Regions from separate parts of the Homo sapiens genome. Here region 2 is linked to region 1. Evidence: chromatin contacts called from ENCODE Hi-C or POLR2A ChIA-PET data. All regions are on one chromosome and are shown on one strand. Each heading gives the region's core, a stretch centred on a gene start or an enhancer-like site at or near the end of the contact. The rest is flanking DNA. Distances are from core to core; before and after follow the strand shown.

Region 1 (4,666 bases), core at 145-2,644:
CTCCCATCCAGCCCACTTGAGAAAGCCTTCCCTGGCTCTTCCCTGATCCCAACATTCTGCCTTCCTCTGTGTTCTCAAGGCACCTGAGTTTCCCACCCACTCACTGTCATGGTATTTCACCTACCTGCTTTGTTATCTGCCTCTCCCACCAAACATGGAGTTCCTGGAGGGCTATGCCTTCTTTTCTGTTTCTCTGCCTCCATAATTCGTGAGTAAGAGAAAGGATCCCAATACAGGACATTAACAAATCTTTTGACCAGAGAGATGAAAATCCAGGCTGGAGGCATCTCATATAGGCTATCAAAAAAATTTATTCCTGTTCTGAAATACATTCCAGAACACTGCCAAGACCCTGGTAAGACTGGCGGACACTTATTTAAATGATAGCTCTCATTCTCTAAAATCTGAATTTCTCCTGAAAGCCTTCATGCTTTAATGAGATTCAAAATTAATTAACTCAGACAATTGTCTTCATCACTGTGACTAAATGACAAAGTGTGTTTTTGTACATATTTTTGTACATATTTGAAGAATAAACAGAATGTAAGCAAGCAAATCCATGGTTCTGTTTGGATGGCTATTGTGAAACACGTACCTTAAGTGGAATTATATAACCATCCATCTGCAAACGTTGAGTGAGGAGAGCTGGATTTCAGTCACAGCTTATCCATGACCAGCAGCTTGACCTTGGATAAGTCATTGCCCTTGGACACCTGCTGTCAGCCTTCCCAGTATCCATTTCTTTATTCTCCCACCATTGGAACCCCCACCCCCCAAAAAATTTGGGAAACCACTTTTTCTCCATTCTAACCTATATGGTATTAAGGTTGTTCACCTGACCCCAGACTCCAGGAGTTGGGCCTGATTGTCTTAAAGCCATTGTTTCTATCCCATCCACCTGGCTACAGAAGTTAGTTTAAAGGCAGTCATGAAACCCAATCAGAGCAAAGGGATTTGAAACACACTTGCAAACGGCTTCTGGCAAAGAAAAGATTCCTCTGCCTGTAGTAGATCCTACCAATGATAGATTGATGATAAATCCATGATAATGTGACCACTTGGATAGAGATGAGATTGCCAGGCAGTGAAGGAATACTGAGGAAAGCAGAATGGGAAAAGAAGCAGAACGTTGGTTATACTGCTGGGCAGTGAACAACTGGATCAAACAACACCTGAAGCTGATAGACCTCTATACGCTTCAGTTATGTGAACCAATCAATTCCCTTTGTTGTTGGAATTTAGTTTTCTGTCTATAACATAAACAGTTCTAACAGTAACAATCTCTCTGGGCCTCCATTTTTCATAGATAAAAGTAATACGGATAACATCTAAGGAGGCTGCTGGAGTGCCAGGAGGAGGCCGTGGGAACACCGTCACCTGGTCCCAGGGCCTGGATTCGCTGCTTCCAGCCAAACACGCGCATATCAGGCCGGGGCCTTCAGACCTCACGGAAGGCATTCGCCCCAGGCCAGGTGGACTTCTGATGCAGGTTGAGAACAAAAAGAAGCACCTGGACATTCCCCGGAGCCCTCTGCGTGGTCGCGCTTCAGTGGAATTTGGGGACCCTTGGCTGCCAGCCATGCTTGCTTGATAGCAACAGAAACCAGTTCTGCCCGACTCTGTGCCACAAAAAAGCCACACCCCACTCACCTGACACCCACCCCATCAAGAGTCCATGCTGCTGGGCCCTGAGGGAGGGGAGGGCTTTGTGGTCAGGCTCCATGGCCCGCCCTGGCCCTGATCTGTCGAGGATGCGCAGGACGTCCTCTCCAACTGCACCATGCCCCATTGGGCTCAGGCGAGTTCCATCTACACCGGAGAGGGGTAGGCAGAGTGGTGAGGCTTTTGCTGAACTTGGATCAGAAGAGGACGTAAAAATGGCCCTGGAAAAAGACCGGGAAAGCATGGGACACTGGCGCATTGCGGTGTTCAAGTCCCACAGAACCGAGGTGAGTTGGGTGTTGAAGGAAGCACGGCGGTCCCAACAGTGCGGGCAGCGCCAACTACGGCTTCGCGCTCGAACTTTGAGGACTCTCATCTGGATGCACAAAGAAGAAATCATTCAGTTCTTCTCAGTGTTGGAAATCCCAAGAGTTGGCCTCGCAGGAGTTAGCTGAGAGGCTCTCGGAAAGCCCAAGGAGAGGACAGGGCACAGAGACATGGAGGTGTTCAAGAGCAGCCAGGAGGAAGTTAGGTCGGACTCAGGTCCCCCTGAGACTCATATCCGTGCTGCCCCGGACCCCTGTGACTGGCCCGGGCTTCCGGGAGCTACCCTGGCATCGTGAAGCAGGCAGGCGCAGGATGCGGGGCCACGAGGAGCATAGCGGCCTCTGCACCACGGAGCTGCTTGGTGGGGGGTGTGGGGGAACCTCAGCTACTGTCTCTCCGGAATGTATGACCACAAATATGGCGACAGTGAGTTCACAGGGCATAGCACCACCGGCCACTGCCTCTGCATGAGGGGCTGCCATGCAAAGCGACCAAGAGCGACATTTACAACCTCTTCTCTCCTTCCAACCTGGTGAGAGTCCACATTGAGATGGGCCCAGATGGAAGAGTGACCGGCAAAGCAGATGTTGAGTTTGCTACTCGGGAAGAAGCAGTGGCAGCTACCTCCAGAGACAGGGTCAGCATGTGGCACAGATACATAGAACTATTCCTGAATTTGACAACAGGGGCTAGCAATGGGGCGTACAGCAGTCGGGATGCGAGGCATGGGCTTGACCACCTACAGTGACCTGAAGAGCCAGTCAGTGAGCGGCTGTGATGGGTCTGGCCACAGCGGGCAGAACAGCATGGGTGAATAGGACTCGTTTTGTTAGCAACGTTTGAATTAATTCAATCAAATTTTCACAGGCCGCTAACAAGCAGTGAAGAGCAGTTATAATGAAGGAAGCTGTGGGACCCATTTTGCACAAAGAGTTTGTGAAATCTGGATTTAAAAATTACCTCTTTAGGCCAGGCGCAGTGGCTCAGCCTGTAATCCCAGCACTTCGGGAGGCCTAGGTGGGTGGATCACTTGAGGCCAGGAGTTCACAACCAGCCTGGCCAGCATGGTGAAACCCCTTCTCTACTAAAAATACAAAAATTAGCCGGGTAAGGTGGCAGGCGCCTGTTATCCCAGCTACTCGGGAGGCTGAGGCACAAGAATCACTTGAACCCAGGAGGCGGAGGTTGCAGTGAGCCAAGATGCACCACTGCACACCAGCCTGGGCAACAGAGTAAGACCCTGTCTCAAAAAAAAAAAAAAAAAATATATATATATATATATATATATATGCCTCTTCAGTGTTTTCTCATGCAAAATTTTCTTCTACCATGTGATATTGAGTAAACTAAAACTATTTTCAGCTTTTCTCAATTAACATTTTGTTAGTATACTTCACAGAGAAGTTATCCAAGTTTAAGTATGTTACATGTGGACCTATTACACCACATCACAGTGAACACACTGGGGAGATGTGCTTTTTTGGTAAACTCAAAGGCATCAGCTCCCTGATTCAAAGAAATGTTTCTCATGTTTGTTCATTCTAATTTATATTTTCATTTAAGATCCTTTAGGTTAAGTTGAAGCTTTTTAAAAGTGAGTTTTGAAAATTGAGACACAATACTAATACTGGAGGAATTGGTGAGGCCTTAACTTAAAACTTTCTTTGTACTGTGATTTCCTTTTGGGTGTATTCTGCCAAGTGAAACTTGTTAAATTTTTTGTTAACTAAATTTTTTTCTTAAAATGAAGACTTTTTCACAATGACTGGCACAGATTATCTACTCAGCAAAAGATAGCGAAATGACTGGGTGGTTCAAGATAATTCATTTTAATTGTAATGTATTTAAGTGTGAATTTAAAAATAGTTTCATACATTAAATCTATGATCTCCCTTATATTCTAATAATGAGGCTAAATAAAAGTCTAATAAAAATATTTTTAAAAAATAATTCTGCCAGTTCTCACATCCTATGAGTCTTTCTGAAGGGTAAATACACTCATGAAAATTTAAATGTATTGTCTTATACCATTAAGCACTAAGGAAAGTAGGACTGCCCAGTTTAACCCAACAAAAGAAAGCTAAGACTAGAAATGCAAACAGAAATCCTTCATCTTTGTCCTGTACTAGGAGTTACCCTGATCTCTACCTCCCCTGCTAGCCCCCTATACTTCAGCCACTTATTCCTCTACTCTGAGAATAGTTGGGGGTGAGGGAGAGTAATCTGGAAAGGAACCTTATAAAGTGGCCCTACTTTAGAAGACTTTGGATTCAGTCACAGACACTATTCTTGCTGATGCCCCTTGTTGGCCTTGGACTCCTTGTTCAGGTTCTGACCTCTTCTACCCAAACTCTTTGACATGAGTCTTCCCAGATCACTCTCCTCTGCCTTTTCTCCCTCCCCAGATCTGACGCCTGGATTATATATTTCGCTTGGCTGCATGCCCTCATGTCTGCATTCCCAGCCCTGACCACCTTCAATCAGTTGAAAGTGGTGATATATTAGTCAGGCAACTCCAAAGCACAGATTAGTTTATCTGTAGCAACAGGGCCTAAAGGAAGAAGTCCAGGGATGGTTATTTAGTGGAGCAGAGTCACTTAATAAAAGGCATTAAGCACCTTAGAAGCCTGAAGGTGTGAGCAAATTGTTTTATACACTGCACTTGCAATTATGTGTG
Region 2 (5,189 bases), core at 833-3,332, 180 kb before region 1:
CCTATGTGCACATTTGTTTATTTATAAATTATATTCATGCCCTGTCATTCACAAAAATGGGAAAAAGGATGAGATGTGTGTGGGTCATCTTCCTATGTGTCTATCTACTTCTCAATCATAATTTCTTCCTGCCCCACAATGGACCATCTCACCTTCCATGGTCTCCAACACCGACATCCCACTTTGGAGACCACTCTCCTAGGATATGTGCTCATCATCCCTCATTTATTCATTTCCCACTGTCTCCAGTAACACCTACCCTATGCTGGGTACTATGCTAGGTGCTGGGGATAGTGGGTGAACCACATGGACAAGGATCATGTTTTCCATAGAGCTTACAATCCAGCGGGTGAAACAGTGTCAGATAATGTCAGAGAGAGAAAACAGCCACAAGAAAGTAAAACAAGATGATGTGATGTTAAGTGATGGAGAATGTCTACAGGGGTAAGAGGGAAGTCACGATGGACCAGACCAGCAGCTCAGCAAAGGCCTCTGTGACCTGCATGAGGAGGGGGTCTAGTGGGAGAGGGGGTGCCTGGGCAGACAGAATGTCAAGTGCAAAGCTTCCGAGGCAGGAAAGAAGGCCATTGTGGCTGGATTATAATACATCAGTAAGAAGAGAGGCTGGAGAAGCTGGAGAGGTTGGCAGCTCAGGCTGGAGAGTCCTGACCCCACTGCTTACTGGCTGGGTGGCCTTGGGTATTAATGCTATATGCTGCCCAGGGTTATTAAAGGAATTATGTAAAGGATTGAAAGAGTAAATCTATGAAACATCAACATCAGTTAGAAGAATGCCCAGCACACAGTTGGCATCAACAAATGACTGCCCCTAGGGTCTGTTTACTTATTTATCATTAGTCTCCCCTGTGGCATGGAAGCTGGGCCTGGCCAGTTTTCTACCCTGCCGAACCAGAGTAGCTGGCACCATGCCCAGCCTATAGAAAGAACTCAATGAAAATTTGGTAAATGAATGGGTTTTAAAAATGGGTAATGGCTAAGGAAAATCAGAATTTGGCTAAATATTAAAAAATAGATTTTCGTAAACAATTTTTTCTAATTATAAAAGTAATGTCATGTCTTCAATATTTTAAACAAAAATGGGGTCATATTCTACATACCGCTTAGTACCTATTTTCCACTCCACATGTCTGTTACAAGAGGCAGGAGAATGTAAGGGTAGGGATGTGGGCTCTGGAGACAGATTGCCTGGATTCACATCCTACCTCCACCACTGGCCACCTAGAGCATCTCTCTGAAGTTACCAAGCCAAAGGACATTTGGGATTTTTAAGGCTTTTTAACACATATTGCCAAATAGTCTTTAAGAAATAGGTGTGAGCCCATCTCCTCAAACCTTCATCTACGCTGACTGCTAACCTTTAGACAATCTTTGCCAATTTGTTAGGGGAAAGAACAACCTTTCATTGTTCTAATTTGCCTTTCTTTAATTACCAGGGATGACTAACAGTTTTTCATTTGCCTTGTTCCTCTTGCGAATTGCCTGTTCATGTTTAAAAAGGAAGCCCGTTTTCATAATTAGATGCAGCAGAGTAGGTGGCCTCAAAGTGAACTCCCTACCGCTGGGAAGGGTTGAGCAGGGCCAGGTGGTTGCCCATCAGGGAACTGGGCATCTCTGTGCCTTGTGGACAGCAGAACTGGATGAGCTCTGAAGTCCTTTATTACACTGGGATCATTTCACTCTTGTCCAGACCAGCAAAGGTAGCAGGCAAACCTCAAAGAAAAGATGGCTTGCGGATCAACAACTGGATTCTGAAGACCTCCACCAGGATTTCCCAAGGTGGATTTGATGCCTAAACATCTCTCATAAGCTTCTGCATAAAGACACCCCAGTTATATCGGAGAGAAGAGTCAAATCGACATGGTTATGCCTCTAGTAGCTACAGCATGCCACAGTGGGGGAATTCCTTAAATCTCCCCCTTGACAAGATGGAAAACCTTCGTGGTCATAGATCAAATCCTACCACAACAAACATGTTCATAATCAAGGTCAGCATAGCACAAAGACTCCTAAGGTGGGGCCAGTGGTCTGTTTATCTCAAGCTATAACTTTTTTCCCTGCTTTGCATTTGGCTTTGGTACAAGAATTTGACATAAACACCCTCCTAACCCCACTCCCCTACAGGTATTTACATAGCAATTTTCTCCTGAGCTGGTCAAAACCCTGCTAGGACTTGGAGAATTCCATTGTGTTTGTAGTAAGCAGACACCTGGAGCCAGATAGCTCTTAGAGAATAAACTATTCTTGGATTGGAAAGGGATCTGAATGTATCTGACGCCCTCCTTTTGCAAAAATTTTGCAGTGTTTTCAGAGGACCTTCTACATTTTCACTAAGGGGATATTTCCCCCTAATATCTCCACCATTGCCATTGTTGGAGTTTCCTGCTGGGTCTGGCCCCCACAGGTATAATGCCAGCTGGAAACAGAACACTCACATCTCTTAAATTACTCCACTAACGAAGAAGTCACACGTGGAATTAGAATTCTGGCTAATTTTCCTGTGGGCACACCTTAAGCACACAAACCTGAAAGCAGCAGAGCAGCGAAACTGGCAGCCAAAATAAAGCAAAAAGAAGAACATCTTCCAGGAGGGAGGTGGAATCAGATTGAGGCAAAGCCAGGACTAGGTTCTTGGCAACGTGATTAAAATCCCGAACTACGAGGGAGGAGAGGCCTTGCTGCCAGCCCCTCAGCACACTCGAGCCAGGGCACTGGAGGTGGGTGGTGGTTAAAAGCTGTGTGCCATTCACAGCCTATAGCACTGCCTGTGTCCGTCAGTATGGGCAGAATGGCTAATGACTCCAAATAAAACTCCTACACCATGCTCCATCTGGGGACCATGTTATAGCTGAATACACAAAGTCACTTTGTAGCTTGCCCGATAAGTCCACTTTAATTCCTCCAAAATAATTCATGGAGGCCTGTGAGCACACTGCACCAGGCCAAGCACTAGGGTTATAAAAAAGAAATGAAAAAAGAAAAACCTAGTTGCTCTACTCTAAGGGCTTATGATTTAACCAAGGAGATGAGATTCACAATGGTAGCTGGCAATACGGTAAATCAAGGCACAAAGAATCCAGGAGTGTGTTCTGCTAGAGGCCCAAGAGGGCAGCTGGCATTTTCAGGAGGATGCAGGTCAGCCTTTATGGGAAAATGGATTGAGTTTACCTTGAAGGGTGGGGAAATTTTAGGCAGGTGGCTAAGAAGTGAGCTGGCCTCTGGGGATGTGGGGAGACTGTGAGCGCCGCATGAGACAGGCTCTGCATCCTGCACATGCTGCCTGCATTTCCAGCCCTGGGAGGAGGATTTGTGCAAGGGAGGCAGAGATGAGAGCGTTGATAGGAAGGAAGGAGGCCAGATTTCAGAGAGGTCTGAATCCCACACAGAGAAGCTTGGGCTTTCTCCAATAAGCTGCAGGGAGCAGTTGGAGACTTGTGAACAGCAGATTAACATAATTAAATAAAAACTTCAAGACTTTAGCTTTTTGTGGGGATGCAGACTAGACGAGAGGTGATGAGAACATTAGAAAGCTTTTACAGTGTAGACCAGGCTGGCCACGGTGTTGGCAACGGGAGAGAAAGAAATAGATCTGGAAGATACCACAAAGCAAATATCTAAAGGGCTTGGAAACAAATTTGGCCGGGGGGCGGATGAAGGATGAGTCAGGGGCAGTTCTGAATTTTAAAACTTGGGGGATGTGAGGTGGAGGTGGCATCGTCAGACATAAAGACACAGGTTCGAGCAGCTTTACAAGAACTTAAAAAGGCCAGACCACCCAAAGGTGGCACTGACTGGAAGCACGAGGCTACGGACAATGCTTCCTCATTTCAAAGGGGAGTTAACAAGTTAAGTGAAGTTTTATCCACCAATGAAATGGCTGTCTGTCCAAACAAATAAGCAACAAGTGTGGGCTCTGCACTCCTCTCCACCTCTCTTGCTCCTTCCGTTGATGCTCCCCTAACATTTATCTGACCATAAGCTAAGAGCAGTCATGAGAACAAGATAGAAATCCTCAGAAATCCAGAACTCTAATCCTTCCTTCTGCTGAAATACTGTAGGGCTTAGTTATTTTCACACTTATGCATATGCTTCAGTGTGTAAGAACTGAGTCATTGTTTTCTTTTCTCCTCCCCTCTCCCCTCTCTTTCCCTCCTCTTTGCCACCCAGCACCTCCTCTGCCTCCACCCCCAAGCCACTGCAAACATCCTGGCATGCATCTCTCCCCATCCATTTCTGCATGGCTGTCAACATTTCCCATTCCCTCCAAGCTTGCCTCCTGCCTCCTATTTCTTTAGACACACTGGGAGTCTAAGAAATGAACTACAGATTCAACAGGACTGTGGACCACAGATCTTGACAAAGACAGGCAGCTTGTTGTGAAAAGAGAATTGGAGGGCAGGTCAGAGACTTAGGTTTTAGGAGTCAGGCAAGGGAATCAGATAAAGATCCCTGAAAACAAGGGATATCATCACTGCCCAGCTTTACTGACGTAGAGACAAGTTTTCTCACTTGGCAGATATAGACGGAAGATAAGCAGGTTCCCTTTCAGATGGTAACCCCAAGTGCAGTGGCTCACAGCTGCAGTTATTCTGAATGGCAGCGGGAGGGAAGGAAACAATGAATGCACACACACACAAGAGCAATGCTTAAGGTGAAATGGACTTGAACAGTCTCAAATGCACACCTCCTCCAGTTCCTGGAAGGCAAGGATGAGTCAAACAGAAGTTGAATTTCACAGGCGTTCCTCCTCCACTGTCACATACGTTCCCAGACGCAGAGTCATCTGTGCACATGTCACCCAGCATCGACTGCTACCAGCAACTGCCTCCTGGGAAGTTAAGCTGCAGGGTCAGATCTGCTTCTGCTGGGGAGCTGAAAGTAAACTGCGTAAGGTGGGGGTGATCCCAGTAATGTGAGGGCAGGAAAAAGCAGAGAACGCTGGAAAAGGATGGCAGGAATTAACATGGCTCTGAAGAGAGGAGCCAAGGATCACCTGATCTGTAGAGCCTGGAATCTGCAGTTATTTCTAGTTTCCTAGACAACCCTGACTAAACTAGGAAGACATCTGAACTCCGGCTCAAAAATAATATAGGTTCTTGGAATGGGACAAAAGAAGAAAGGAAAGGGGAGGTGATACCATGTGCCAGTTCAGGGAGTGGGGACCAGACCTT

The links. Hi-C counts contacts between places; a loop is a spot of excess contacts on that map. ChIA-PET counts read pairs that join two places held with the same protein, here RNA polymerase II (POLR2A). Pooled maps may share reads with other maps.
Region 2: a loop to region 1 is called in a map of PC-3, with 5 times the contacts of the local background. The contact joins two enhancer-like sites. A Hi-C loop is called at or near these places in 2 of 168 maps with a recorded cell type or tissue (PC-3 and PC-9), 2 of 37 single-sample maps with no recorded cell type and 12 of 50 pooled maps. POLR2A ChIA-PET finds 5 or more read pairs at or near these places in 4 of 52 experiments (GM12878, HEK293, Panc1 and 1 more).

The regions. Positions count from the first base shown.
Region 1 is chr1:42,038,922-42,043,587 of GRCh38, forward strand. It overlaps the pseudogene HNRNPFP1. Among named protein-coding and RNA genes, the nearest start is that of GUCA2B, 110 kb to the right of the region's middle. Within about 2 kb of position 1,395, at least 2 of the 41 ENCODE cell types and tissues checked have a DNase peak (open chromatin) inside an H3K27ac peak, as active enhancers do.
Region 2 is chr1:41,858,334-41,863,522 of GRCh38, forward strand. All of the region lies in intron 1 of HIVEP3 (HIVEP zinc finger 3), which reads right to left. Among named protein-coding and RNA genes, the nearest start is that of HIVEP3, 58 kb to the right of the region's middle. Within about 2 kb of position 2,083, at least 6 of the 41 ENCODE cell types and tissues checked have a DNase peak (open chromatin) inside an H3K27ac peak, as active enhancers do.